Linked DNA regions of Mus musculus: regions 1, 3 and 4 are each linked to region 2. The links are chromatin loops, found by intact Hi-C in ENCODE. Cell type or tissue: heart. All regions are shown on one strand. Each heading gives the region's core, and the rest is flanking DNA. Links, peaks and the distances in the headings are about the cores only.

What was found. A loop is a pair of places that touch in the nucleus more often than their neighbours do. Peaks named below come from ENCODE experiments on the same cell type or tissue, not always from the same donor. Only the 100,000 strongest peaks of a DNase experiment are listed, where the experiment ranks them.
Region 1: it touches region 2 in a loop (3-fold over the local background); 2 of 42 quality-filtered maps call a loop at or near these places.
Region 3: it touches region 2 in a loop (3-fold over the local background); 3 of 42 quality-filtered maps call a loop at or near these places.
Region 4: a loop joins it to region 2, with 5 times the contacts of the local background. A loop is called at or near these places in 2 of 42 quality-filtered maps.

What each region holds. Positions count from the first base shown.
Region 1 is chr5:38,878,331-38,886,166 of GRCm38, forward strand. No RefSeq gene overlaps it. Among named protein-coding and RNA genes, the nearest start is that of Clnk, 5.6 kb to the left of the region's middle. In heart, for the core only: no CTCF peak of the experiment used is centred there; DNase peaks (open chromatin) are centred at 3,581 and 4,091.
Region 2 is chr5:39,123,850-39,131,685 of GRCm38, forward strand. No RefSeq gene overlaps it. Among named protein-coding and RNA genes, the nearest start is that of Gm46937, 46 kb to the left of the region's middle. In heart, for the core only: no CTCF peak of the experiment used is centred there; no DNase peak of the experiment used is centred there.
Region 3 is chr5:38,892,570-38,900,405 of GRCm38, forward strand. No RefSeq gene overlaps it. Among named protein-coding and RNA genes, the nearest start is that of Clnk, 20 kb to the left of the region's middle. In heart, for the core only: no CTCF peak of the experiment used is centred there; a DNase peak (open chromatin) is centred at 6,752.
Region 4 is chr5:38,901,190-38,909,025 of GRCm38, forward strand. No RefSeq gene overlaps it. Among named protein-coding and RNA genes, the nearest start is that of Clnk, 28 kb to the left of the region's middle. In heart, for the core only: no CTCF peak of the experiment used is centred there; a DNase peak (open chromatin) is centred at 1,922.

The sequences.
Region 1 (7,836 bases), core at 2,151-4,650, 250 kb before region 2:
AGGCAAGTCCAATACAAAATACCCATTAAGGAAGAATTAAAGATTGGTGGGAATATGGTTATATGTGATGTTTACTGCTTTTTTGAAATAGAAAAATAAGTAATCCCAGTTCTTTGGGGGGATAGAGAGGAAGCAGGATCCGTAGATCAAGATCATTTTTTATGATGTGGTTTTGAGCCAACCTGGGCTGCATGAAATTCTGTCTCAAAAAGCAGAGAACAATTACTATCTGCCAATCATGCTATTAGATGCTAGAACACAATTGCATTAAACACATACCTTGCTCTTTATCTCTCATAGTTTACTTTTTTGAGGAGTCAAAAATGGACAAACTTTACTAACAAAGAACTATTGATTTCATCCAATACAATGAGGTGGGCCTGCTTCGACAATTTTTTGTTCATTGGCTCCTTCTGCCTACTACATGCCAGGCATTGGGTCAGATATAGAGGCTCAAAGGTAAAAGAAAAACAATATTGCTGCTTCATGGGGATAATAGGCCAGAGAGGTATTAAATGAGAAATGCTAAACATGGTAGCTCTTTTGAGATAGGAAAACAGAGGTTCTCACATGTGTGTAACAGGCTAGTTATCGCCCACTCTGGGTTCAGAAAATACTTCCTTTCGGGAGGTGATGATGAAAGCCAAGGTCTCCATGATGGGTGAGGATTTTCTAGACCAAATGAAGAGAAATAAGGGAAATGAAGGATGGAAAGAAATGAAGAGAGGGAGGGAAGGAGGAAGGAAGGCAGAGAGTGGAGAAGGAAGGAAGATAGGGACAGAGGGATGGTGTGGGAAAACATCTGGAGCCCAAGAGTTGTATATCTGAATGCCAGGAGGATAGCCAAGCTCTCCTGAGGAACCTACAAAGCAACAAGTTACAGGAATGCAGAAGAGACAGGAAGATGCTAGCCTGGAAACAGCCAGAACAGGGCAATACTCACTCTGCTGAGGACCACAGCCCACATTTCCTCTTGGCTGCTATCACTCAGGCTGAACAGGCGGTCCTTCAATTTGTTGTCCTTTATTTTATACTAATTGCTGCAAGAGTTCTTGCCTCTTGACCTCCATCCTCCCTCCCCACCTGCATGGTCAATTAGGTCCATGAGCCTTGAGTCACCAGAGGGTAGTTCAGGAAAATTCACTAGAGTCTGGGTTTGAACACTCAGGTTCTGAGGATCCAGCTGTATTACTGAGGGGATGCCTGGCTTTGAAAGGAGCATAATCCTTTTTTTTTTTCAACAGGAAGCCTGGGAATGAGGGCCTGCAGTTGGAGGCATGTCCATCTCACCAATGGACAAATAATAGGCTACATATGTGGAGAGGAGATTTGTAGTACAGCAGAGCTCTGCATGGTACAGTAGAGCTACATGTGAGATGGGAGAGGATGGCTCTGTGCTGTTGCATAATCGAGAGAGTTAGATTCCTGTGTCAACCACCTAGAGCCCAGCCAAAGAGGGCAACTTTCCACCCACTCCAACTTTTATTATGAGTTCACTGTCCATTAAAATTTACATCTTAATGTATACTTAAAATTATTTTTAACCTTTTAAATTTTTACAGACCTCCAAGAAGAAGGACCAAATCCAGAGCTGTGATGTAGAATGTCTTCTTGGTCCCTGCATTTTTAGAAATGGATTTCCAGTGAGTAAGTACTCTGGGCAGATGCAAACTTGGTTCTACTTTCAACTTTTGCAATTTCCTTTTCTGCTTCTTCTTTATCTTCGTCTTTATCCTCATCTTCTTTTGGGAATAAGAAGAAGTTTAAGTGTTAAAAGAAACGGGGAGTTCTGAGTAAACACTCTGACACCTCTTGGTATTCAGTTTCCTGCTTGCAGCTGGTGCTGTCTGCCAAGTCCAGGCTCCTGTCAGGCAGCTGGTCTTGGGCTGCTGTCAAGCGCTGCACTTGCACCGTGAAGCTTACACGCACTCATACCCCGCAAACTCGAGTCAATTTTCTACATCGTCGTGGAAGAGGGGTGGTGTTTATTGGAAGAGCTTGTCTTTTTCTAAGGACTGTCTACTCAGTGGATCAAAATCACACTTAAAAAAATTGCAAGAGAAATCCTGCGTAGAACCTGACTTAATTAGCACTAGCTTTCCTGATTTATTACAGTTTAGCATCTGCTCATTACTGGTGCCTCAGGCAGCTGGACACTGGGCACAAGTCAGAGAGGGACTCAGCTTTCCCTAATTGTGTTCTCCTGTTATCTCCTATCCTGTGGTCCCAGGGTGCACATTGTGAACCTTCAGCCCACCGCAATTAACTGTGCTCTCTTTCACATCACAGTCCTGTCTCCCAAAATGGAGCATTTGTGTTTGAATTTAAGCTTAAGTGTCCTCCTCTGCTGGATTTCAGACATGCTCAACTTGAGCTGGTTCTGAGACACCACTGGATACTTTCTTACAAAGGTTAAGTAGTTACCAGGAGAAAAGCTCAAATTTGAATGGGCCTGATCTCTTGGAGAACACTGTGTATCTTAAGAATCTTAAGGTGTTTCCAGTTGCTGGCTCAGCTGCCCTGGCTAGCCATCCCACGGAAAAAGAAGAAATGGTACATGGATATGAGGACTCCTCGCAGGAGCTTACAGTCCCAGCAAAGGGCAGTTCAGAGCACAACACAATTTCTGACATGTATTTTTCTAGAATGGCTGTATTACACCCATGTTTAAGTCCTTTGGAGCTGCCAGGGGAAGAGGTGATAAGTAAGGGCAGACAGAGAACGTCCCTAAAATCTTTGCCTCACACCATGTTCACAAGTCCACTATTGAAGTTATAGCAAGCTTCTCCAGAAAGGTCTCATGGGTTAAGTGTCAACACTTCAGTTGAGTCAATAATTGCTCTTGGCACTTCACATAGGTTCATGCTATAATAAAACAGTAAGTCTAGCTGGGCAGTGATGGCACATGCCTTTAATCCTAGCACTTGGGAGGCAGAGGCAGGTGGATTTCTGAGTTTGAGGCCAGCCTGGTCTACAGAGTGAGTTCCAGGACAGCCAGGGCTACACAGAGAAACCCTGTCTCAAAAAAAAAAAAAAAAAAAAAACCAAAACAACAACAACAAAAACCAAAAACAGAAACAACGCCCCCCCCCCCCAAAAAAAACAAACCAAAAACCAAAACCCAGTATGTCTAGATGGATACCACTGTTATTTCTGGTACACATTTGAAGAAGCAGATTCAAATGTTGCAAGTTCTCCTAAGATGAGTGAGTGATTCATTTACCTCCAAGGCCCCCATTGTGAGGACTGGAGGCTAAAGGCACTTCTGTCCTGCTACACGGCATGGGAAAGGCATGTGGCTTGACCTTGGGAAATGCCAGTAGCACACAAACACAAAATAGACACAGCACAGTGCCATGACAGAGTGAAAGAGGATAAAATGAGAGGTTGGTCAGGACATGGGCACTGGCAGATTTACCCAAGATAACTTAAGCTTCAATCTATGCAGAGGGAGCATGTGAACTGAGTGAGATCTGACTGCAGAAAAGGAGCTAACCAGAGATTACTCCAGATGGAAGAGATCGCTAAGCAGAGGGAACACCAGAAGAGGTCCCCAATTTTTGAGTTTAAGCATGACTGATTACAAAATCCTGGCTGGTGGCTGTCTTACTTACCACCCCAGATGCTATTACAGTAAACCACTCAGCAGCTGCTGAACTGAACTGATTATAGCTTAAAATTGTTGTTTTTCATTCATGAGACTACAGAGCTCTATCGTGGTAAATGACCTCACAGTGCACTGGAGAAAGCTAAGGCAGAGGTCAGACCCAAGCATTTTAACCCAAACCTGCTCTTGGCATGCCTCTTAATGCTACATGGTAACGACACCCAGAGCTAGCCATTTTTCTTGAGCAGAGCCTTGTTTAGACAAATCTGGCTAGGGATGTGACATCATCCACAAGAAAAAGAAAATCTGCTATGGGTTGTTTGCCAAACATTTTTCCCTGAGGTTAAAAACACTGTAGTATTTTTAAACTATGCAAGCAAAAATCACTCCCCCACCCCACCCCCCCTGCACACAAGGACCCAGTTCTTGCCAAGATTGCTAAATTGGCAGGGCAAAGGGCCCCACACCATCTGTCCTCACATTGGCTGAATTCAGGTCTTGAAGGAAGAGTTGGATTAAGAAAAAGAAAAATAGCATGGAATATGGCTGAGGAATCCCATGATAGACTCTCAGGGTGAGCACTCACGGTGAACAGGCTGCAGGTAGCCTGAAGACAGACTCAGAATAGAGAAGGAGAGGAAGGAGGCTGAGGTGAATACCTATGGTGGACCTGGCTCTGTGGTGTTATGGAGGGATAGGACTGCTCACCTCTCTCCTTCATTCTCTGTCTTTCTGTCTGTCTGTCTGTCTGTCTGTCTGTCTGTCTGTCTGTCTGTCTCTCGCTTTCTGTATAAAGGAGAAGGAAATCTTGGATACTTCCCTGTCTTTAAGGAAGTCAGGAACATTATACTGGTATGAATAGCACAGTCACATTTTCAAAGCTCTTGCCTACACCATGCATTGCTTCATTTGCATTTGAGGCTACACACCCCCATCCTCATTATAACATGGCTCAGTGGTTAAGAGCACTGACTGCTCTTCCAAAGGTCCTGAGTTTAATTCCCAGCAACCACATGGTGGCTCACAACCATCTGTAATGGAATCTGATGCCCTCTTCTGGTGTGTCTGAAGACAGCTACAGGGTACTCCTATAAATAAAATCAATAAATCTTTAGAAAATAAAAAGACATTTGAGATTTAAAGATACTCATTAAAGAATCTCATCGGGACCCTGGAGCTGGTGGAACACTGAGCAAGGATGGGCTCTCATATCCAATCTTCAGAACACTTGTCCCAGACCTGGCTTTTTTCGGTCTTTGAACAGAAGAAACAAAGGCACTGTGCAGTGAAGCATCAGCACTGAATTCTCGTCAGCAGACAGGCTGAGACCTGATCCCAAGTCTCCAGGTTTTATATGGATCCTAGTAAGGTAAACACTCTCTAATTCTAGGGTCTCTTAGGGAGCAGTAGGGGCATGGCTCCTTAGCTAATGGTCTTCTGTACATGCCAGTGCAGCCATTGTAAAATTAGTGTGGACATTAAAACTAAAGAGTCAAATGGCTGGGGCTGAAGAGCTGGCTCAGCAGGGAAAAATACCTGCTGCCTTTTTGCAGAGGATGTGGGTTCAGTTCCTAGCACCCATATATTGCTTTACAACTGTCTGTAAGTTCAGGTTCACGGGATCTGATGCTTCTGGCCTCTGTGGACACCCGGACTAGCACAGTTCTCGTGCATATGTGCAGGCACTAACAATGAAATGAAAACATCTTAAGAAAGGCCCAGTGCTGGGTGTGGGAAGCACTTTCAGAGTTGGCGTTGGTCAGTAAGGTCCCATAACACCCCTTCCTCCATGCACTATTGCTCTTGCTCTTGGTTACCTTCTTGGACTTGAGGGTAAGTCCCTATTGCTAAGGACCACATACATGAGTTAGAGCATGGCGAAATTTATAAGCTCCATCCCTATAGGTTAGCTTTCATAATGCTGAAAAGTTCTATCATACTACTGGGGAAGAAGGTTCTCTATGGCCTTTGTATCAGCTCTGGCCTCCAGGTTCCAGCCCTGCTTTAATTCCTGTTCTGATTTCTTCCGGTGATGGATTGTAATTTCAAAGTGTGAACCCAATAATAGATCCTTTTTCCCTCAACTTGATTTTTGGTCATGATACTTTGTCACAGCAATAAAACCTAACTAAGATAAAGTGGTGTCAGATTTGGGCATTGCTACGATATATATGCATGACTGTGCTTTTGTTTGGAGGGATGTTGATTTTGGAGTTTTGAATTAGGAAAGCAATGGAATGGTTTAAGCATAGCAAGAACATGGAATTACAGTCTTGTGAAGATTATTTGAAGTGCTGGGGGCTTGGCTCAAAGGTTTCAGAGAAGAATTTTAGTATGTTGCCTAGAGATCATTCTTGTGATATTTTGGTGAAGAATGTGGCTGCTTTTTGCCTTTGTCTGAAGAGTCTGGCCGAGGCTCTAAAGTGAAGAGTTTTAGATTAATTATGTTGACAAAGGAAATCTCAAACAAAGCCTAGCATAGACTGTACTGTGGTTTAGTCTTATGAAGAGCATTTTGATCAAGCCTAGCAAGCTTAGAAAGGAAAAATACAAAATGTATTCTTTAAGGATTGAAGGGACACCAGGAAGTGAAATGGATTAAATAATCTCATTAAGGATATTAAATAGGATTAAGGGGGTGGTAGCCTTGGGGCAAGATGCTACCCAGCTAAGCTTATTGTTTATGCAGTGACAGTTGTAAGAAGTTATACCATGTTAGGCATTATTATGGCCTGGTTAATGTTTTCATTTGGACATAAGGAGATATGGTTGTGTGTCAAATTGACAAGGGATGATTTTTGACGATTATTCACAGTCATCAACTTGACTATATCTGGAGTGAGCTACAATGTAGAACTGATAAAGATCTTGTGAAAAGGAATTAAGGAAAAGCTTAGGTCCAGGCATTGTGGTATATGTCTTTAATCCCAGCACTCAGGTATGCAGATTTCTGAGTTCAAGGTCAGTCTACAGACCAAGTTCCAGGACAGCCAAGCTTAGGTAGTAAAGGAAATCACTGAAAGCAGAAAGTTGGTGACGATATTCTAGAACAAAAGGTCCATGTTCCAGGTACAGCAAATAGCAGAACTCAGCAGCTTTGGCCATATGGGTCTGGCTTTAGAGTAAAGAATAGAAGGGGTTACTATGGCAATCGTTGCTAGTTAGCTGGAGCTAAGAAATTAATGGTGATTAAGATGAGGCCAGTATCATTGAGGCAAAATCTTCTGGGAAGTATTTTCTGAGAGCACAAAGAAGCTGTGGTCCAGAGATAGATATCCTGCTGGCAGCCAGACTTGGTAATATGTAAGAATCATACAGATAGTACTGGTTTTGAAGGTGTGAAGGAGTCATGGAGAGTAGCTGAGGTTTGACACTGTGTGAGATCAAGAGAGGCCATTGGTGATGGTGCAGCCCAGGACTGAAGGTGTCATGCAAAGAAGTTGAGGCTTGGCACCATGAACAGAGTCTATGAGAGGCTGTTGGTGAAGCCTTTGAGCTTTCCTATGCTCAAGCTCTGCCCAGTGTGGAGTAGCCTCCTCCTGGATGCCCTGAGAACAAGATATAGTACTGTTGGCTTCTCTAGCATTATGTCTGTCTGCAGGCTGTCATGCTTCCTGCTATGCTGATAATGATAATGCTGATAATACCTCTGAAACTGTAAGCCAGCCTTAATCAAATGTTTGCCTTTATAAGAGCTGCCTTGGTCATGGTGTCTCTTCACAGTGATAAAATCCTAAGATAATGTCCATCAACAAATGAGTGAATGATGAAAATGTGATATGTATACACAATCTAATTTTATTCAGCTACAAAGAGAAATTAAATTCTAAAATTTGTAGCAGAATGGATGAATCTGCAAAATGTTATATTAAGCAAGGCAATCCAACCTAGAAAGGCAAATATTCAATGTTTACTTTCATATGTGTATTCCAGTTCTCCTCTCTCTCTCTCTCTCTCTCTGTATGTATGTATGTATGTATGTATGTATGTATGTTGTATACACAAGTGCATATATGTATGTGGAAGCCAGAGGTTAATGTTGGCTGTCTTTCTGGATTGTTCTTCACCTCATTTTTTGGGACAGTCTCTTAGTGTATCTGGAGCTTTTCTATTCTACCAGACTGCCTGCAATGATCTAATGAGTTCCAGGAAGCCATGCATCTCTCTCTCTCTCTCTCTCTCTCTCTCTCTCTCTCTCCTCCCCCAACCCATGTTTGGGTTACAAGATG
Region 2 (7,836 bases), core at 2,213-4,712:
AGTCCCATATATTTATTCATTTTACACTGTATACACACCATTCTGTGGTATAAGAGACTGTGTACTGTTTGGATGGAAAAGAGGCCAGCCAGGGAGGTAGGCTGGCCTCACAGACTCTCATTCACTACATGGTAGCCATGGGCAAAGGTTTCACATTGAGGTGAAAGGTTATCATCTATCCAAGGCACTCATGTTTTTCCTCTGGGGTTGCATCCAGTCCTGGAGATTTCTACTTGTCCTTCACATAGTAGGCTTGCAGGAGGAACTTATGGGCTGTTACTTGCCTTCCATTCCAGTACTAAACACATATAATAAACAGAGAGAACAATTTTCGATGGCGTTGTTAAGAAAATTCATCTAAGGTGGCGAGGTCACTAAAGTGGGGAAGTGTCTCCTTTGGTTGCTTATTTCTTCATCTTGTTACATTTAATTCACTTTTTAAAAAAAATCTCTGTGTATTCATGTGTGGGCACACAGGTTTGGATACATTATTAGCTCAAACTCCAGTGTGCCATTCCACATATGTAGAAGTCAGAGAAAAATCTTGGAGATAAGTCTTCAATTTCTGCCTTATTTCAGATGAGGACTCTTGCTATTCACTGCTGGGTAGAGCAGGCTAACTGGCCTGCGAGCTTCAAAGAATTTCCCTGTCTCCAACTTCTCATTCAGTTTGCTATAAGAACATTGGAAATACAGGTGTACTGCTATGTATCATTTTATGTAGGCACTCTGGGCCTGAACTCAGATTTTTATGTTTGTACAATGGGCACAAGCCATTGTACAGGACATTCTCTCAGCCTCAAATTCAATCTTTAAGATGACATACATTATAGAGTCAAAAAGACAAAAGAGAAAGAAAGAGAAGTCTACCCTTCCCTTTCCAGTAGCAGTCAGTGCGCTCCACTATTCCTCTAAAAGGCACCCAGGTTGGTCAACATCTTGTGGCATATATTACACATCCCATGTACACAAAACTACCCAAGCACAGGTTTTAACTTTTTCCCCCAAATGCAGAAAAAAACGAAACCAAGATTCTCCATCCATCATTTTCCATTTATTATATATAATAGTCTGCTTTAAATTGGCATAAAGGGCTGTCTTGTCCATTGTTAAGTGCAGCCTCATGTGAAGCAAAGGGAGGGTTCTGGTTTAATTTGCACCAGTTTATGTTAATGGAGATTTAGGTCATTATATCCCATAAACTGCTGTTAAAACAAAACAAAACAACAAAACAAAATAAAATAAAAACCAAGCATCATCGAATACTTTGAAATGGGCATCATTTCACAGGATGATCTTCAGAATAACTTTCTAAAACCGAAGTTGCCAATTCAAAATTTACTTGAGGTTAAAGTTAATATGATTGTTATCCATTTTCCCCTTGAAGCTGTTCTGATTTGAGCTTCTGTCAGCAATGAGTAAAAATGGTTTTCACCATGTGGGTATTATCAAATGATGACATCTCTGTGAACAAAATAGACTTAAGATGATACTCTGAATTTTTACTTGACTTGTGTTCATTTGGGTGTGGCTCACACTGTTATAAGGATCACTTACTTCTCTCAGAACTGCCCCTGAACACTGTTAACTCAATTTTCTGTTCTTGGTGATTTTTTAAAAAAATTATTTCTCAATGCATTTTAGGAGATCCTTTCATGTAAGATATTGACTATTATGAACAAGGGTTTTCATGCTATAGTGTGTTCATATTTTCCCTGATGTGTTTCTGGCACCCTAGCTTTTGTTTGGACTATTACTTTCTCTTGTTGAACTTAAAATGTATGTAGTCATATATTTATACTGAATGAGGCTTGAAGGGAGGAGAATGATTTCAGAGGTTTCTATTGAAAAGTAAGTGATTGATGGATGGAACATCAGAGAAAGTGTGGGAATTACTTTTTGGGTGATGGGGCATAAGATTGAGATGGGCAAGAAAAGCAGAACAGTCTTTCCTGGAGCGATTAGAAGAATGTGAGAAATGCCAAGGATAAAGTATGCCGTAGGGAAGTGGATGGAAGGAAGTGAATGATCACACACACACACACACACACACACACACACACACGTGCACGCATGCACCAAGTAGAAGGAATGGGATTAAACAGGTGTCCACAGACTTTCCAAATCTATAAATGCACTTGTGTTGGTTGGAAGATCTGAATATGGCTAGGGTAAGACTAACACAACATGAATGGTCTTAGTAAAGGTCCAGTTGCAAGGAGAAATCAAAAAATGGAGAAAAGTTTTTCCTGATGCTTCAGCCCTATAGGGGAATAGCTGTGTAGCACTGGAGTTAAAAAGACTCTCTAGGGCAGAGATCTGTCTCAGAATTCTCTTCCATTTTCTAAGCCTCAGGACTTTCATTTGTTAAATTAGTTTATTCAACTCAATTAATGGTATAAACTCTAGTGACTCTAATATTTCATGAGTCTGCACTGCCCTGGATAGCATCCTGGCAGACTGGAACTTTCACTTTCAGATCCACAGTACATATGCATGGGAAACCCTAGCATACTCACCAAACTCTCAAAAGGGGTAGACCAGATCTCCTGGTTGGCATGGAGCCATCTTCCAGGAGAGTCTTTGAAATATTGACAGCCAAATTGGATCAAGGCCCAGATTTAAAAGAAATCAAAAGCCTAGCCTTAAATAAAAACCAGCTGGAAATACAACTATTAAAAAAGATGGGGCGGGGGGGGGGTGGAGCAAATCCTGTAGGCTTGGACCTTATTGCACATGTAAAACACAAACACTAGCAGCCAAGATGCAGACTTTCTGTAGTCTTAATAGGAGAATTTGGGCAATCATCTTGATTTGTGTAATGAGAACCCGCTGTTTCAACATGTTTAGTCTCATTAACCATGAGTAGGAAGAGGTGTATTTTATCTTGTGGTTGACAGAACTGTGGCATGCTTTTTCCTGATAGAACTTGGAGATGGAGTTGGTACAACTCCTTCCACACCATCGATTTAATGTTCATGTCAACCTTCAATGTGTTGAGTCATTGCCTGCATTTACCAGAGGGTCAAACAATTTAAAAAATTTATCTCTATATATGACAGACCTGAAATCCTTACAGCTAAAGATCCCAAAACAAGAGTGGGATTTGGTTTGGAATCATCACTATAGCTGGGAGTTTTAGGCTCATGTATACATGTGGGTCAGGGACTCCCAGACTCAGCAGTACCAATGGGTACTGCGTAGGGATGGATCAGTCTTTGTCACAGGGAACTGTCATGTGCACCAAGGATGTTTAGCAGCGTCCCTGGATTGGTCTGAGTACCTCCTCATTCTGTGGCAGAAGCCAAAACTGTCTTTAGACATGATAATTATCCATCCCCTCAACAGGAATTACGTCATTATAATGAAACGTTTTGCTAAGCATAAAGTAATGCTGAGGAATAAAAAAAGTTAAAATCACAAAAATACATATTATGGATGATTATTGTCAAAATTATACAAATAATTTTTCTTAAAGTGAACTTGCTTTTATTTTATGCTTGGATGTCTTGTTGCATGGTTGTCTGTGCATCATATGTAAGGTTAGAGTCCCTGCCAGCCATAGAGGGGTTCGGTTCCACCAGAACTGAAGTTACAGGTAGTTGTGAACTACCATATAGATGTTTGGAACAGAGCTATGTCCTGTGCAAGAGCATCCAGTGCTCTTAACCACTGTCAATATCTCTAGCCCATACACAAGAACACATGGAGCCTATATATATCATGGGGAACTCCACAGAGTCCGAGCAGGGTCATCTTATGAATGTCATTGTACAAAGGAGACAGATACTACCAAGACAGGGAGCTGATATTTAAAGTCACATACAGGTAATGTTTGAGACCACAGGAGAAATACCACAGTCTGCAGGGTCAGAGGGAAATGTAGCACACAGCAATTAGGAGTTAAGTTTCACCTACAAGAAGGCCATGCTAATAGTTGTAAACCACAAAGTGCAGCACAATGGCCAGAGTACGCAGCAAAGACATTAGAAAAGGAGAGCAACACTGAAATCCACAAGGCAACAAGGTCTGCTGCTGAGCAGGAGGTTTCAGGAGGCGCAGTCATATATCAGAGACTACAGCTAGCTTTAAAGGGAGGTTGTGGTAGAGATTCAGTGGCAGAAAATGTTCACTTTCCAGATGGGGCTCCCCTTTGGCCTGACCTGAATCAGAAGCTAAAGAACAGAATAGATGGGCATCTTCCTCAAGCAGCGATCCTCCCTACTCAAGAGCAGTAGGTCTCAGTGGGAAGACAGAGAGTGACCATGTCAGAGAACAGGAGCAAGAGAGGGATCTCCTGATATGTAGCCCAATGGAGTAGTGAAGGTGTTTTACCCAATGCTGCAGTTTGTCTCTCTGTGCCAAGCAGTGCAGTGTGTACTCTGCCAACTAAAATGTCAATGGCAGGTATAACTTGCTCTCATTTTCATTGAAGTCTGTCTCTTCATAGGCATTGACAAGTGTCTCTGTAATAGTGGAATGTCAAGTACTGGCAGGTTGGAGTTGTGGGTTCCCCCCGACCGCCGCTCTGAATTTTAAGAATCCTCTCATAACCCAAGACCATGTGCTTGCATGTATATGTAGACTAATTTATCTTTTTCAGTTGAAAGTAATTGTAAACAAATTCTCTGTAGTTGCAATTTGCCTGATTATTCTTCAACTGCGTCACTGGTAAGGAAGTCCTGCAGACTCAGTCAGACATTATCAATGGATCATTAGCCCATTAATGACTTTGCTGCAAAACTCATCCTTCTACTGTGGGATAAGAGAGACTTTAAATATGATGGCCACTTCCTGGCACAGTGTTGATGTTCTATGTATATGTGATGTCCATGTCAAACGTCACAAATCGATTACAGCATGCTCATATAGGGACTGGCATGGATAAGGGAATAATTTGTAATCCTTGTCTGAAAATGTACTAGTGACATAATGATATAACAGTGCTCATTTGGTCTGCATGCTCCAACTGGGAGGTTATGCACAGATGGTTCAAATTTACAGAGCTAAATTTAAAACATAAACAAGACTTATTGTTTCTTTCACAACCACCAACAGCACCTACTATGTATCAAGACTGTGGATAGTGAATACTGTTCAAACACAGAGGCTATGATAAAGGAGATGTGTTTACAGCTCAGAGTGATAAGCAATGTCAATCATGCTTGTGACTTTAGACCTACTTTAACAGATGTTATACTCACATCTGTTTCATCTGGAGCTACATTGCACAATGTGCAATTTCCAAACTCAAGAATACTATTGGGATGATTTCCACATGGGGCTCATGATTCTTGGGAACAGTCTTATCTGAGTTTTTCTCATTTGCCATTAGAAAGCTGACTATGACTTAATCCTCTGTGAGGAGGCCAGAAGATATTCCCTTTGACCTCAGGAAATGACTTTTCCCTTATTCTGAAATTATTAATACAGACAATCTGGAAAGGATTTAAAAGGATTATTTCATTTTATTTATTTACATGGTCATCATCATCATTATTATTGCCACATTTAATATTTATTGAATGTCAGGCAACCTTGGGATAATAATAGTGTGGCACAGAGGAGAGATGGTGGTCTTACATTTACAATGAGTCTCTGGAGTGGGAGTAGAAGCCATGAGATGCTTTTGTGGAGCTGACTCCTTTTTATGGAAACCACTGGGCTCAGAACTGTAGTAGCCTCTATAGTGCTTAACACTGCTGTGCTCAGAATCATTTTGAGAGATGTTTTTCATCTCTGTACAAAGCCCCAGTGTCTTTAAGCCAGTCTCTGTTGAACTAAATGCTGATTATACACAAGTCCTCTTTCTAGGAACTGGTGCTAGCTTTCTATAAGATAAAGCTAGTATCTATTTCTCAGCAGGAAAGATAACAGTGTCATAATCAGAGATAGAAGGTCAGGAATAAAATAGTGATTTGGGATGTGTGTTAGCAACTCAAGTCTCAAGTTTCTAAACTGGTTTCAGAGGGAAAAGAAAACGAGCCAACACAAAGAAAGCACAGTTCTCATTCCGCAAGTTTGGGGGTGACAGTGGACATGACACCATTGGCTGTGCTCTCCTGAAAGGATTGAAATGAAATGCAGTGAGATGGACAAAATCTTGTGGATGAATTTCAGGAGGGGATGGAAATGACAAAAACGAAGCAGCTCCGAGGAATTTGTCTCTGTAGTGTAAATGCACGAAAATGTGATAGACCTCTGCTTCCTGCCTTGGTATATGTGGTCTTCTCCTCTAGTTTGAAACACTTCATTCCGACATGAGAATCCATGTGCAGTGGCAAAGCCAATTCCTGCACACTCCATCTGTGTGTGTATGTGATATCTAATTGAGGACTGTGGATGTGATCTAAGTTAGTGCAATCAGAGTTTGCGTTGCTTTGGCTTCAAGGACAGGAGAGCTCATTGTGCTTGTGAATAGTGTAGTGTGTAGACAGGATGCATGCATTTTTATAAGCAGTGATAGTTGGAAGCCAGATTCATTAGGAGTCAGAGTTTCTAAGAGAAATGAAGCGGGAATTCTGAGTTTGTTATCTTTGAAACTAAGTGTGTCAATGATACTTTCAGGGGAGACAAGTTACACATTGTTATCATTTCCAGTCACTCTAGGTGCTCCTAGATGCAGTCTTTTACCATGTAGACATAGAACATAGCTACTACAGCCTTAACCACACACACACTTACAAATGACAATTCTCTTTATGTGGATATCCCAAAGTGTCCACCCTATGTCAATTTCTGCAAATTAGAATTATATGTTTCCCATTCTTTCCTCTTTCCTATTGAGACTTGGAAATCTCTTTCTCCCTTTACAGCTCAGTGTGATCACCCCTTCTATATAACCTAATCCAGTCTTGCTCCTTTCAAAAATCATTCCTTCTTTGCTCTTGTGATATTATAATTATAATTTATAATTATAATTCTCAGACCAAAAGGATAACATGGTTTCTGTTTGGGTGTTCATGGGATTTTTCTTTTCTATAAGGTTATCTCCCCATCCCAAGCGCAAGGAACAAAACAATGCCCAGTGCATGTGTTCAAACCATGCACACTAAGATACCTGAGAGGCCCCCTTCCCACTGTTTCATGCTGCAGGTAGGGCAGGAAGTACTGCAGTGAGCAAGTATATGGAGGAAAGAAAGGAGAGGAAGAAAAGTGGAATGATGCCTGCACTATGAAGATAGGAAGAACTGGAGATGTAATGGTAGTGGGGAACAGTCTGATATGATTAGCTTGAGCTGCTATGATTATGTTCTGGCCCATGCTACCATGCTTGTGTCTATGACCTTGCAGTAGCAGGGGTCTGTGTTACTGTCTGTAGCCCATGTTACTACAAAAGGACATGCAGACATCCCAAATTAGGGCTGCCACTTGGTACCATGTTGATGTCTGAGGACTGTGTAGAGCTGACCCTACCTGTTGCCTGGGTAGCATGGGAGAACTAGCCCCAGTGGCATGGGTTCAGGAGACCTGGCCACAAGGTATGAGCATGGGAGAGCTAGTCTTGAGCCTTGCCTGGGCAAAGTGGGAGAGCTGGTCTTAATGGCATAGGCACAAGAGAGTAGGTAGGCTGACCAACTCAGCTACCACCCAGGCTCAGGGTCAGGGTTTTGAGTTGGCCCATTCCAGCATCTACTCCATCTATGAGGTGCTGGAGCACATGAAAGGGTAAGTCCTGCAGATCCAAAGCTGCAGGATCTCCATAACAAAGGGAAACAACCAAATATCTGAGAGGAGTCCCCATGAGGATCCAGTATTGATAGTGTAGCAGAAACCACAGGCTTGGAACAAGACCAGTTACTCATTGCAATGAACATTTGAGAGTAAAGCTCTTTG
Region 3 (7,836 bases), core at 5,269-7,768, 230 kb before region 2:
TATAGTTTTGTATCTCTCTCTCTATATGTATCAATGATAATAAAAGAAAAGGAGGCCATTAATTTGAGAGGAAGGGAGTGTTGAGGGGATAGATTGAGAGATGGCACATGGAAAGGGTTAGAATGGGCAAAAGAAGGAGGAAAGTCATAAAGTTCTATTTTTATTAAAATAAATACTAAATAAAAAAGGTAATGGGTCCCTGTGGTCATGCCTTGAAGGTGATATTGGCTTTTAATTTTGGCCCTAACTCAAATGCTCCCTGAGATGTCAAGATGTGTGAAACTCTACTACACATCCCCACCACTATAAATTTTTATATGCCCTCCCCACCATGATGGACTGATACTCCCTGTTGCCACGAACCTAAATATACTCTTTCATCCCTCAGCTACTCTTAGATGATATTTGGCCATGGTAATGCGTGAGTAGGTAATGCTTTATGTGCCTGTGGGAGAATTCATTATTGTGTTGATTTATACAACCTTACCAGTTACACGCTGCAAGAGACAGATTTCAGTTCCCAGCTATGTTCCTTATCAATGCCAGAAGGACATGCTAGGCTCGGAGACCATTCATGAGTTCTCTGGCTCTGTGGCTACACACCGCAGGGTTATGGTGATGATTTGTAGAGTCTTTGATAGTGGTGGGCCGGGAACAGGTAACAATGCCACTTTCAAACTACTAATTCTAGGACTTGATGCACACACCACACCCAAGGTGTTTATAAACATGTTTTCTAGAGGTACCCTGTGGGCAAGGTCCATACTTGAGTTGATTCTTAGTCCCTGTGCCCAGTATAACTCGCTCAGTCACTGTTGGCTGATAAGTGAGTATGTAAGCAAGGAATCAGATGGATAATAGAAAAGTAAACTGTGCCATGCATGAGAGACAGATTTGGTCAAACTTCAGAAAGTCTGTGAAGCTAATTTTGTCCCTGGTGTTCTTAGCTTTTCTCCTTTCGTCTTCAAATCCACCTGTGCCTTCTGTCCCTTGACAGAGCTCCCATATACTCATACTTCTCAGACATTTACCCTCTATGACCAAATCCTTAAAGGGAAGATTGGGCAGTACCACTGCACATAAGTGGCAGAGGGATGGACACTCGTGACGCTTACTGCTGTGGTTTTATGTGTTAACTTGGTCTATTATGAGGTGTCCATATTTGTTCATGAGTTATTCTTGTGTGCCTACAAAGGCATTCCTTAGTGAGATTTATACTTATTGTCTTCCCTGATTGGGTGGCTGTGGGCTCCTCCAATCACTTCAACACAAGAATAGAATAAAAAGACCGAATAGGAGGAAATGCTTTTGCTTTGCTTGCTCTAATTGGGATAGTGGTGTTTTTAGCCTCCAGAGTAAGATGGGTTGACGCATTAGCTATTCTTTTGTCTTAGAGTTGCTGACTTCTTTTATTATCAGTTCCCTTGGTTCTTGGGACCCTGGATTCAGACAGGAGCTCTGCCCTGGGCTCGTCCTGCTTTCCAGTTGGCTGATTGAACAGCTCAGGGCCCTTTTGACTTTCAGCCTTTTAATGAACCAATTCCTTAAATTCTCTCTTTCCCTTTGATCCTCTTCATCTGGAGGACTTTAGTGCCCTCGTGGTATGAACAATTTAATTTTAGCAGAGATTAGAGAAGAAGCGAGTTTGGCAGAAGGAAGGGCCATGGCAGGATTTAATGTGAAATGAGATAGAAGGAAAGTGTCTACTTCAGGATTGAAGTGAGTGCTAATTGAAACGGTTATTACATGGTCTATATAATGCACCTGCCTTCATAATATGCAGCAAACACAATGGGTTGATAGCTTCTTCTAAAGGAAGCCAACATCACTGCTGCTAAAACAATAGCTGGAGTGATGAACCCTCACTAAAATCTAGGTTGCACTCCAATGCCAGGAAAGCATCCAGTTTGAATTTACAGAGACTCTGGGATTACCATTGGTTTGCAAAGAGGGCTTAGGTGGGATCCTATTACACATTCACAGTGCTTCATGCTTTCCCAAAGCTTAACACTCATGACCTCATTCAGTCTCAGAATCTGACTTTCGATAAAGGCATTATTTTTAACTTTACATATAAGCAAGCTCCAGCCGAAGAGAAGTGATATGTTAATATGCAGAACGAACAGGGGGCTCCTGCGGGAGCTGACACCTCCTGACTCCAAGCCATGTAATTTGCCCTTTAGTTTGTAGAGGTGGCTCCTAACGGAGTTTACAGCTTCAGATTACGTGGGGAGCTGGTAAAGACGAAAGGGAATCTGCCTGTAGCGATCCCTGTGTCTTTCATGGTCTGTGTAAACTATGGCAAACTGTCATATTCAAGTGCCATGGTAGAATCTGCATACTGATCTGTGTGTCATTATAGCAAGGCTTTGCACTCAGGGATACATTACTCAACTCTTTATTGTTTGAAAGAATTCAGCAGGTAGAGATGATTCCTCCTCTCTGGGATGTCTATCACTTTCTGCACCTGTGAAAGGTTTTTAAATCTCCTCTCCAACATTTGCCTATTCAAATTGTTATAAACTCCCAATTCTCCTATTTCCACCATAAACTTGTCTATGGAGCTGTTACTACCCAACATCTCTGCCTACGAGTATGGTGTTTTCATTTAAGTTGTCAATCTTTTGTTGTTTTGCAAGGAAATGCTTAAAAATTAGCTACAGGTATTGTCCCATTCTAGGGTTGGTTTCATCCATTGCTTGGGCACAGAAGCCAAGATACTCAATGTCACCTCTTATCTCTCGCCTAGCCAGTGTAGTGGAATGGATTCTGGTAACCCACTGGCCCCTCTGTGCCAGGATATGAATTGGATCACACAGCTGAAGACCAGCAGCCACTGTAAACCTTCTCTGAACTCCTTGTAGTTATTGAGACTAGTGCTGGATGCTGGGATGATAAATAAATCATGGTCTCACAGGATTTGCTATGCAAGGAGAGACAAAATAAATGGACGATTTGTCCCATAACTGAGAGCATGGAGCTGTGCACAAGGGGTTGGGGCTGACAATGAGAGTATTCATAGTCTGCTCCTTGTGTTTGCTCATAGTCAACATTCATGTTGTTTATTGTGTCTAGCAGAAGAGTTGCGTTAGATTTGTCTGCCTGATACCATTGACTGAGCTTAGTGTCATTCCATTATACAAAGGGGCGGGGGTGGGTGGGCTGGGAATCAGAAGAATGAGGTGAGGCCACCCAGTGTGTTCACAAGTCTAATATTGATCCTGTGTTCACACTTGTAACTGCTTACACCATCTCTGGAGTGGTTGGCCAGTAAGAGGTCAGAGGGAAATGTGTTTCATGCATGCTGAGGGCCCTCTTCAGGAGCCAAGAGATAAGATGGTAGGGCAGTGGACCCCCCAGCCCCCTTGTGTGTTAGTTTGACAGATTTCTTCAGATCAAGTTGAGTACTTCTTAAAAGAATCCTCCCAGGGCCCTACCCAGAGCAATGATTAGAATCTACCTCTCAAGTGCAGGGCTCTATATTCTGAGTGACCTCTCTTGGTGACTCACATTCCCATTACATCCTGAGAACCAGCTTCCTAGTTCATGGTGGACTGAGAGAGAAGGGCAGGGGATGCTCTTATAGTTACCATCCTCCTTGAGTGGTACTGTGTCTTAAATATGGATGATCCCTGTAGGTTCATGTGTTTGACAACTTGGTCCCTAGTTGGTGGTGCTGTTTAGGTGATGGAACCTTGAGGAGGTGGACTTTGTTGGGGGCTATAATGTCACTTGGGGTGGGGCTTTGAGGCCTTACAGCCTCACCTCACTTCTTGTTTCCCTTCTTACTGCCTGTGGATACGTTGTGAAAGGCTGCTCTCGTGCTCCTTCACTGTGCCTTCTTTGCCATGACAGACCCTAGCCTTCTTGAACCATAAGTAAACATAAACCTTTCCTACTTTTAAACTCTCTTGTCATGGAATCTCATCATAGCAGTAGAAAAGCAACTCATGTGTCTGAAATGATCGAGGAATCTTTATCTTTTACAAGCATCTTTCACATCATCTCTCAACTTATGATGCATTTCTGCCACCCCTAAGTATCTGTTTACATGGTTATAAAGGCAGTCTTCAAGAATGCAGATAGTACATAGGTGTGGAGACACAAATATCACAAGGTGAGGCCTTACAGGTCAGCCTACTATCTTAGCTCATCAAGGGAACAATTCACTAACTTCTTACCTTGAAGATAAGAAGCAATTGAATTTGACCCAGAGCAACAGGGTCTGAATTTAATTTGCCACGTCATCATTTAGAGGAGATCTGGAGGATATAATTTGTGTGTGAAGGCATGGAACTAGGAAGGAAACAAGTTGCAAGCCCTCACCATTGTCCATAAGCCAAGGGACAGAATGACAGTGCGTGTAAGATGTGATTGATTGGGAGAAATGGCACTAGACAGGTCAACTGGGCCATTCAATGACAAAAAGTGTCTATGGTCAGGTTAGAAGGTTGACAGGAGCAACCCTGGAAGAGCAGACAGGAGAAGATAGCTCTGCCAAGGATTTTTAGGGCCAGTGGTCCTGAAAGGGTCCACCCATATGACATGTGTAGAGTAGGGACTGTAGACTAGACAGTGGTTCTGGGAGAAAATATTCTGGATTTAAGAGTCCAGCTGTGTTTACAGCAATGGATTCTGGAAGAGACTGACAGGTGGCCAGGTCAGCTGGACACCAATATTTCACACTGCCAGTTCTTGTACAGGTGCCTGGAATTATGCCTGCAGCCAGGCTTCACACTTCAGCTGGGGGAGTTAGCAGCCTTAACTGAATTACTATTTATAAACCATCCAAAGTAGTTGCTGGAACTTAGAAGCCCCTGTTAAATAAGTAAACAAACGAGACCCATCTGGATTGCAGCTGAGCGCTGTTTTCTCACTTGACATGGATGGTTATGGGCAGAAGTACAGAGAATCAAGCAGAGAAGTCCAGGGCCCAGGAAGTCAGTGAGAAAGGACTATCTAAAAGGATGGAGGTGCTTTGCAGAGCCCATGCAGCCGATGGAGAATTTCTTCAAGAAGATGGGCATTGGCAGTGATTCAACAGGGCAGAGCAGAGCCTGACGATGATACAGTAAAAGCCTGAAAGTGGTTAGTCACCTTTGAATCCACCCCAAGGTGAAAGCTCTTGACTGCATTGTGGAATCAGTAGTGACACTAGTCAAATGTCTGTCTATCTATCAGACGTGGTGGATTTGGCTTTAGAACTGTAGCCAGAGGAGTTAACCACGCCTGTTAGCCATGTGTCAGAAGCGAACCATTCTCTGGTCCATTCAGTGACTTGGTATATTTGTTACTTTTCTTATTGCTGGGACAAATACCTCACAAAAACACCTTAAAGGAGGAGAGATTTCTCTGGCTCCCATTCTGAGGGTGCAGTTCTTCACGAAGAGAAGCTGCAGCCGCAGGAGTATGAGATGGATGGTCACACTACATCCACAGCTGGGAAGGGCAGAAAGGCAAATGCTGGCTGGTGTTCGGTTTGCTTTCTCCTTTCTTATTCAAGTCCCAGACCCACAATGGTGTCGTCACAGTTAAGTCCCCCCACTTCAGTTCTAACCCATTTAGAAAATCTCTCACTGACATGTCCAGATGTTTGTCCCCTGGTGATTTTAGGTCCTGATGGATTGACAATCAATATTAACCATCATAGTAATTGCTCATAGGAATTGCTCATAGGGAATCTAATAAATGGTCAATGCTGGCCTTTGCAGGGGACAAGAGGTGAACTGTATGGCTGTTTTATAGGAGAGACACTCATTCAGGTACTGCCTTGATGTCTGAGCAGGATTAGCCTATGTCCTGTGTCTTTGTGTTTCTCACCCAGAGGCTATTTGTTAGCTGTTATTCTCTTGTGTAACATTGAGATGTGCTCACAGGGCAGTCTGGAATCTTCTGTAGAGCAGTGTTCTGTGGGTCTATGTCATTCAAACTCTAAGCATGTGGCACGAAAACATAGAGAAGTCATCATAACTTCAGTAAGTGCTCTGATGAAAAGGTACATGGGCCCTGAGAGGATGCAACAGGGAGGGGCAGGGTACTTCCTGAAACTAGGAGGTAGCTGGGAGTGGTGGTGGTGGTGGTGGTGGTGGTGGTGGTGGTGGTGGTGGTGGTGAGAATGCCAAAACATGAAGAGTTGAAAGGAGACTTTAGAAAGAATAGGAGGGGGCTAGAGAAGAGAGACTGGAGAAAATTCTGGGTCATGAGGAGGAGGGAGAAGAGAGGGCTGGAAATGGGAGGGTAAGGAAGGACAGAATAAAGGGAGGGAGAGAGAGAGGGAGAAAGGAAGAAAGGAAGGAAGAAAGGTAGGAAGGAAAGAAGGAAGAAAGAAGAGATGCCTCTCCCCTAGTGAGCAGAGCTAGGTCCTCTTCATTATTTCTCATGTCAAATTCTGCTTTCCTTTAGGCTCTGTAAAACGCCATTTCAGGAAGTCATGTTTTCTGGTTTGCAAAATGACTCATGTAAAAAAAAAAGTCCTTTTGTTGTCATTGGCATTAAAAATAAATTCAGAATAAAATAACTTGGAACCACTTTTATTTTCATTTTTTTTATTATGGAATGATGGAACTCCAAGTTTAAATTTTCCTATGCTGTTTTAGAAATGAGTGTTGTCTTGCTGACGGATGCCAGCTGCCAACCTCCAGCCCCTGGGAACTATGCTGTCTTCAGCCCTCCCTCTATCCCCAGTGAACCATATGCTGGAGGAGGTCCATGTCTGTCCCTCCAGACTGGGAAGGGTGGAGCTGCTGGTACACACAGCACCTTAGTTCCAGGACACGACACCTGTGCCCAGGGCAACTGGTTCACACAGAGTTTGCACATCAGCAGAGTAGAGCCTTCCTTGTCCCTGTTTGAGCAAGCAGACTGCTTTCTGCCTGGAGAGTTAGGAGAGAGTCAATTACCCCTTGAGGCACAGTTCTTTGAACTTAGAGAAATAAGTGATAATCATAGATAATGTCTAGTAAGTTGTTCAATACTCAGTGGGTTTCCAGGTCACAGAAGTCAAAGTAGACCCACCCACTTCTTACATAATCTCTTCCTGTCTTAAATATCATACTAAATAGGCGCTTTTGGATTAGAAAACCCTTGAGCACATGGAGAACAGAGGGGATCAGTAAATCCTAGGAAGTAGGGCCAGATACTTCTCATGGGTGTTCCAGAGTAATGTTTCCAAGCATCAGGGCTCTAAATTCAGATTCTGGTTGCTGTTAGGCTTTGCTTTTGGACACGAGTCTGTGGGGGAAGATGTGAAGTTTCTGAGCTCTAGTGTGCTTGAGACTTAAAAGGACAATATTTACCTTGGTCATAGCAAGGATAGGGAGGCTTTCATGGAGCCAGTGTCACTGTGGTACCTAAGTGCAGAGAGCAGGGGTGGTTCAGTCCAAGTGTAGGGAGTGGTGCCAGGCAGCTGCCTCCATAGACCTTGCAAAGAAGCAGGGAAGATTTTGGAATAGGCATCCAGGGAGGGACAGAAGGCAACAAGAAAGGTTTGTTTATAACCCACGATAACGTTAACATATAAGCATATGGAAACCATCCGAGGAGCAACAGGTACTGGATGGAGGAGATGGGGCTGTACAATTGTGGATGCTGAATCCCTTCTGTGCTATGTGCAGGAAGAGAACAGAGTCCACACTATGCGGTTAAAACCTCTCTGCCCTTCTCCAGACGGAGTGATGTTGGGAGGCACTGTTGATTCAGGCACTAGAACATTTCTGTAATAAGAAACTGCCCAAAACTGTTTGGAAAGTCAGAAATCTGAAATGGTTCCTGCTAGGCCAAATCCAGATGTGAGCTGGGTTGTAGTTCCCTGTTCATAGGAACAATTGATTTCGTTTC
Region 4 (7,836 bases), core at 707-3,206, 220 kb before region 2:
AACCCTAAAACAGAGTCAACTCTTCCTTTTTCTTTCTTGTGGTTCTGGGTTCCTCCTCTCTTATCTTTGTGTCCATAGTACAGTGGTTTAGAGAGAACAGGGCAAAATCTTGAATGGGTAGAGTCTGTTATCTTCCTCTTCCCTCTGGAGTATCAGATGCCACTGCCTGTCAGGCCAAGAGGGGGTGAATGGGAAGGATCCCGGTCAGGGGTTGGGAGCAAGTGTTGGGAAGGGAAGGGGAGGCCTTTTTTTTTGAGAATCTTAATGTTGTACCTCTTTTATGCAAAGGCCTTCTCCCATAATCTTTAGTGAAGTGGCTCTCTGAGACAATCTTAGCTTGTTCATATTTCTTTAGTCAGGGTAGGTTTGAATGAAGACACTTTATTTGAGGTGAACCAAGGGTTGTATGGTTTGGGGGTAGGGTGCGAGAATATCCAAGGAGGAAAGGTCATTGGCTGAAGGCTAAAGGCTACTGAGATGCCTCACCAGCATGAAGAGGAGTTCCAGGTGCTGGGTCCATAACTGACTGCCTGTGACGACCTGGTTGGAGGTCACCTGGTTACATGCTCCAAGGCAGGCATAGAAACAGGGATGAAGATGGCCCTGTTCCTGCTGGTCTCAGGATGAGATTCTAATATCAAGTTTTGAGATTTCTGGGGTTTGGAGATGCTTAAGCTTGCCCATTCCACACCAACTCCATGGGTGGCACAGTCCACATGCTATGCACTTTCTCACATAGTAAGCACATTTATAAGGCTGAGGGACTAGTATATGACCATTTATGAGGGTCGTTATTCTTCCTTTCATTTTCCCCTTGAACAAAATAAAAATATACTGTTTGAACTGGGGCAGGGACATATGAATGTGTAGGCATGGGGGTCTGAGGTCAGAATTATTGCTCGTGTGTTCCTGGCAAGACATCTTTGACGGTACCATATTTCTCTACTATTACTTCTGTTATTCTGAAGACAGAGCAATCATGGAAAGAAGAGGAAGAAGGAACTGGGGGGAGGGATCTGTCTCATTCTGTCCTTTAGCTGTGGTAATGTGCTCTCAGGTTAGAATATCAGATGTTACTATCTGAAAAGGAAGAGAATAGGAAGCACATAGTGGGTCTGCACACCTGTCCTAGGACCAAAGAGTCAAGTAGCTCTACCAAGTATCAAGTAAGTATGATATTATCTGAGAGACAATAATACTAAATTAAATATTTTTATTATTTTCCAGTTCAATTACTATAAATGTTTCTGGAGGCAAAAAATCATATTTTTTATTTGCAGGTATGCAAAGCTGGTATTCTGGGAAACTAAGTGGCCATAGACCCCTCAGATTCCAGCACTGAATGTTGTAACCTATGCAGGACTCTCCTTCCACGCCACTCCTGGTCCAGCAGAACCACTTGGTGCACTTTGAAAGTTCAGGGCCTCACACACACTCTGCCATCACCTAGCACATGATGCTGGTGTCATCATGCCTGCCACATCTCATGGGTGAGGACATAGTCTCAGGAATCTTAGGTCAATTTTAATTTACACAGCTAATTTCAAGTTTGTGTTTATCTGTTTATGAAACTCCTATTTCTGGGTCTTTGGATTCGTTATCCTGGGAAGAGAATAGCAAACAAGGCTGTAATTTTCCACCTCTCTGTAACCATGCCTTTATAATGGGATTTCACACATTTTCCTAATAGGAAAATAATGATTTTTTTCTTCTCCACCCTTCGAGTCTGGACGGCTTTGTGTACTGCTTTGGCCAGAAAATGTTTCCAAAGTGATGCTCTTGCCAGTTTCAAGTCTGGGCCACAAGAGACCTTGCAGACCTGCCAGGTAGCTCAGCAAGTAAACACCACCAGGCTACACAGGGAGGAGAGACACGGGGCCTGGGATCTCTATCATCCAGGATGCCAACAGTAGACAGATAAGGCCAATCCAGACCAGCTACCAGCAGCTCAGGCACATCAGAAATCCAGTCTAGACTTCCAACCAGTCAAATCTGAACCAAACCACAAGAGCTCCCATCCAAACCTCAAATCCCTAAGGCCAGTGAATGGTTATCATCTCAAGTCACTGGCTTGGGAGCTGTTTATTATGGAAGATTGTTGATAACCCTCATGATGATTCATTATCTAGACTGAAAAACTTCTGGAACAAAGGTATACTAATAAAGTGTCATTGGCTGGGATGTAACTAAGGGGATTCTTTGGTCCTAGGACAGATGTGCAGACCCACTATGTGCTTCCTATTGCCTTCCTTTTCAGATAGTAACATCCGACTTTCTAACACGAGAGCAGATTACCACAAAGCTTAAAGAACAGCAAAACTTTAAGTTCCATACCAGCACACAAGAAATAAGATACCAACAATAGCATTGACAACAACAACAACAACAACAACAACAACAACAACAACAACAGTAATAAATAGTCCAAGGTAATCTTCCTAAGGGAGCTACCACAGCATTTCCTTTGGGACTCTTGACTCTAGCTCTGGGCTCTGTATCCCGACATACCTCTGAGCAGAGGTGTGTGTCAATCAGATGTGTACCTGGGGTGGACAAGAACCATGGAAATAAGATGGAACTGGGAGAGCTGCAATTTCTCAAAAGAAGGAGAAAATAAGGTATGCTATAACTAAAATAGAAGGGGGAGATGAGACCAGACTGTGGTGTGAAGAAACTTTAGTAGCTTTGGGGCTATTGTTTTTCAGAATGTATTACATCATTGTCCTTTCTACTTATGAGAGCAAGGGCCTCTCTGCATGGACTGTGACTGATGGTTTTTAGCTAATTTAAAAATATTAACTGGTTCCATTTTCTCAGCATTTCCTGGACCAGTACTGGCCTTCTTCACATCTGAGAAGACTATGGCTTTGGAGGCTAGGGTCCTAGAGAAGATAGCACATTATTCATAGTGGAACTTGGTGAGTTCAACAACCAAGGCAGGACTCACCTTCCTCTCCAGTTGCCTTGTCCTTCCAGACACTTAAGGGACTTAGCACCAGAACTACCATAGGTATATTAATTATGACATCTCTTTACATTTGCTCCTTAGGATCAGATTATATCTTATCAACATTCTTGCATGCTCTTGGGTCCCCTTCACATATTACCTGCTCTGTAAAAGCCCAGTGAATAATTTGATAAGAGAACATTCTGGAATTGAAAGATAGGGGAGATTATTTAATGCATTGAAATTAGGTGCCCACTGCTATTAGAAAATGCTCTCTTAGGTATAAGGTCATGGTATGGCATGGAAAATTAGTAATATTTATAACCTAAGGGTGTAAATTAGTCTCACAAATGACCTCAAACTTGGAATTATGACTCCAGGCTCTTAGAAGAGAGGGAAACCTAAAGATTAATACAGATGCAAAATCCTGGAATACAAACTCTTCTCTCTGCTAAGGTTGTATTAGTAACCAAACCAAGTCTGAGACTCTGGCTAAAGTATCTTTGTCCTTTCTCACATAGCTTCCCTGATGTCATAGGCCCCAGGAGCGGAGAACATGCACAGCACTTTCCTCTGTGCTGAGTAGGGTGTGGCGCCCACTACAAGCCCAAGAACAATCCATTTCTCTTAGCAAAAACACATGCTTTCTTACTTGCGTCTTTAAGCCCATGGAAGACCTTTTAGCCTAATGCTACTGATTCATGGAACATTCTCTTCCAAGGAATAACTGCCAAATGATTTTGAAATATTAAAAATACCATATATGAGAACATAAAACAAAGTGTCTTAGAGAATTCTGGCACCAAGAGACTTAGAGAAACACACTGCTCATATGTTCTTCACTAAGTATTTTTGTTTTCAGAGATGAGTTCTGTTCTGCTTTTAAAAATGAAGGGTATTTCATCCTTTCTTGCTTTTTGCAAAATTCCAGGTAGGGAAACTATCTTTCTTAAAGACACTGAGTGGTGATTGAGGCTGTGAGGCCCAGCAGTCCATTCTCATCTCTTCTTCTAGCTCTCCCACTGAGAACTGGGGCACTTGACTTTTTCTAACTTTCTGGGATCTAGATCAACCTCTTTACAAAGGAAAGGAATGGAAACGGGCGATTTCTAAGGCCCCTTTAATGCCAATATTCTTCTGAAGTATTTACAAGGAACATTCCTGAACCAGTCCTGTGATCTCTAAGGTAAAAAGAAGATTTGAAGTGGGGAGCGATTTCAGCAGTGCTCTTGAGGATTCTGAGGTGAGATTCATTTACATATTTAACAGGATGTGAATTCAGAACTACTGGTCAAGGCTTCCGGAGACAATGGGTGTCACATTTCAAAGGAGGTGCTAGATAGACTATACCAAGAAGTTCAAAGCAGACGATCAAAAGCTGGATGGATGTTTTACCCACATGCAAGCTATCAAAAAGGACCAACAGACAGGAGAGAGGAATTTTGAATATGTATTTTTGGGAAGTGTAATGTTGAATGGTGAGACTTTTTCACTCAAAAAGAGACAAGAGAGGAGGTGTCTGATTCTCATACAAAGTCCAGTGATGATGTGAGTCTACACCAGACCCACCCAGAGAAGTTTTGTGAATGTTCTCTACAATGGGGAACAGGCCAGGGATTGGGTGGTTGTGGTGGTGGTTGTCGCCTACTGTGGAATCTTTGACAAATCAAAGAGTAGAAGACAAGGAACCAAGGTGTGCATGAATGAAACATAATGGAGTTGGGGAGTGAGCAGGAGAAGAGATTGCATTTTTTTTTTTTTTTTTTTTTTTTTTTGTAATTCTAGAGTGTCTCCGGATTAGGATGTGTGAGTGAGGTGTTTTATTTCCAAAGTGAGCATCAGGTCTAAGGGAAAGCTGTTGTGGAATCATCTCAGCTCTTGTACAAGATGTCTCCAGGATGATCAAGATTCAGGAAGGGAGAGGGGAGGAAAAAGATGGAAAATTAAGGGCATCAGGGCATCAGAAAAAGACCTCAAAGAATGCTGTGAGGTTGAGTGGGTCTCTGAAGATTAGCTTCTGTTATGATCTTCTTAGATGAAGTCACCGGGATTCTTACAACTGTTTCCATGGAAATTCTTTCCCATAAAATGTCCCTGGTAAGTCTCTAGAGTCAACTTGTATGTCAGATGTCTATCACGAATAGAATCAGAGTCCCTTCATAAAGGATCTTTCTGCCATCGTTATCAAAGAAAGGCCTAAACAAACAATGGGGCTTTACCAAATCATGGGTTGCAGAGGCTGTGCAGTGTTTCCTATTCATGTAGCAGTTAACACTGCCTTGTGGTTAATGCTAACAGCTGTCTGCATTATTTCTCAGGGCCTAAAGGCTGCTTTGGATGAAAATACTGTTGTAGGACATCTGGGGTGACTGGAGCAGATGAGAAAGCTTAGCGTTTCTGTCGTCATATCATGTTTGTCTCCTCAACATTTAAGTCATATTTTCTAATCTCTGCATGTAGACATCTCAAAGTGTCACCATTTGAGATATGCTTTGTCCAGAACTATTTTACCAAGTTAAATTGACCTAGACTTGCCAGTCTCTCTCTTTCTCTCTTTTCCCGATGTATCCAGAGACACCTTCTAGTCATCAACTCAGAAACACCAGATAAGATTGTGAGAGGGATGAGAGGCCATCCTGTAAAACCTCTATGTACTGCCAGGAAACACAAGAATTGTTATTTTTCTCTTTGTCACCATACAGCTTTCACTCATTACTCATCCCTGTATCTGCAACTCCCCATCCTGTTTGGGGTGACTCCCTGTTTGCTGAATTAAGCTCCAGTTTCAACCCAACACTCGTTGCTTAGATGTTGTTCTGTTGGTGAAGAGAGTCAAGACAGAACTAGTTCCCAGGTTAAGCTTAAACAGTGTGCGGAAATGAAGTTGGTTTGTGGTTATATCTAGAATGTTCTGCTCTGAAAAGTTCTGAAAAAGAGATTAGTTGACCATACCCTGGATTTTCTAAACTTATTTGCTGAGAAGAAATTCTTTACTTTTCCATACACAACCGGACAATGTGCTACTGAAAACAGATCACTTTAGAATATCTTTAGGGGCATACTTTTTGACTGCTTAAATATATTTAAATGGATATAAAGAGGGCTATTTTTTCACACTTCCAGCACCAGGAAGTGATAAAATGGCCTGGCATGGTGACTAGCACATGCAATCCCATGCTTGGGAAGCTGAGGTAAGATTGTTGTGAGTTCATGGCCAGTCTGGGCCATGGTGTCAATTTGAATTCAGACTGGAGTATAAGTTACAGAGTGTAACAGATCCTGTCGCACAGCAAAGCAAAGCAAAGCAAAGCAAAGCAAAGCAAAGCAAAGCAAAGCAAAGCAAAGCAAAGCAAAGCAAAGCAAACAAAACAAAACAAAACAAAACAAAACACAAAACAGACTGATGAATTATTCTGAGCATTTCATTCATATATTAGACGAATATGTATAGTCTTTATTTCCATGTTCATACCCTATCAATTTTAATCAAATTTATTAATCTTGTATTTGAAAACCTTGATTTTTTTTTGGGGGGGATGGGTGGTTTAAATGGTTAGTTCTGAAAGCAGTATTACAATTCCCTTCAATGTTGGTGTCTGAACTTCCAGCTATTTTGCTGTATATATTTTAGAAGTATTTGTTAGATCTTTTCAAGTTTGGAAATGGTATGCTTTCCTGGAAAATTAAATTTATTTGTATAATTTCACGACCCTTTCTTTGTATAATTTCACGACCCTTTCTATCACTACAAGGCCTTGTTTTAAAATCTACAGATTATCCAATGTTATTGTAAAAAAAAAAAAAAGAGGGCTATTTTTTGATTTTTGATCCAATGGTCAAAATAACCCTTACCATATAAACAATACATTTCTGATCATTACATGTAGTATATTTTAGTTAACATTTGTATGTTTATTGATACATGTGAGTTTATTTTTTATAGCTATTCTGGAGTTCAAGGGAAAATAAAACCTGATTACCAAAGTCCTGATTTCAATTTTCAGTATTTTGACAGATGGTCATATAATGTATTTCAGTTTCTGCTTTCGGAATTGTCATCAGGGAATCTAGAGAACACTGAAAACTGTTCTTTTTAACACCCGAGGAGTTAATTTTTATGTCTATGTTGAGACATTCTGATTTCAAGTCATTTATGCATCTTAAATAATTTCTCTGTCCCAAATCAACATTTATTCAGTTTTAGTATCAGAAATGAAGTACTCATGACTGAGATGGTTTCCATTAGAAATCAGATCCTTGGTAGGAGAACCTTTTGTATGTTAGCAGAGGGGATTGTCCAGAACCATGTTATCTAAGACATGGTATTTGGAGTCACAGCACAAGGAAACTTTAGCCTTGTTGTAAATAAAAGATGATGAGACTCTCTATAGATCTACTGAGTTGGAAGACATTGCTGTTTGGGGCTGTGACATTTACCGACTGGCTTCTTGTGTCAACAGTGTGTCACTAGACACAGACCTGTGGCTTTCACCTCTGCCCTATCAGGGTCCTGGGTCCAATCTAGCTAGCATTATTTTTCATAGTTCCAGTGTTCATACCAACACTGAAGATTCTGTATCCAACAGAGAAATTCTTCTCTTCTTGCCCTTTCATTTTCTTCTCTCCCTTTCTTCTTCATTCCCTTCCTTCTGCCTCTTCCTCGTTTTAAACTTTTATTAGCAACTAAGGATACCTAGAACATCACTACAAAGATCATATTCTTCATATAGCTTTAGTAATCAGAAATTTATTATCAAAAATCAACTAAGTCAAATTGCTTGCTTGGTGCTGATTGGAGAGGTCCTATGTCCTCAATCCAAGTAGTCAACTCTTAATTTACTCACTTTGACTGGATTCAGAAACACAAGTAGTGAACATTTCATTTCCAC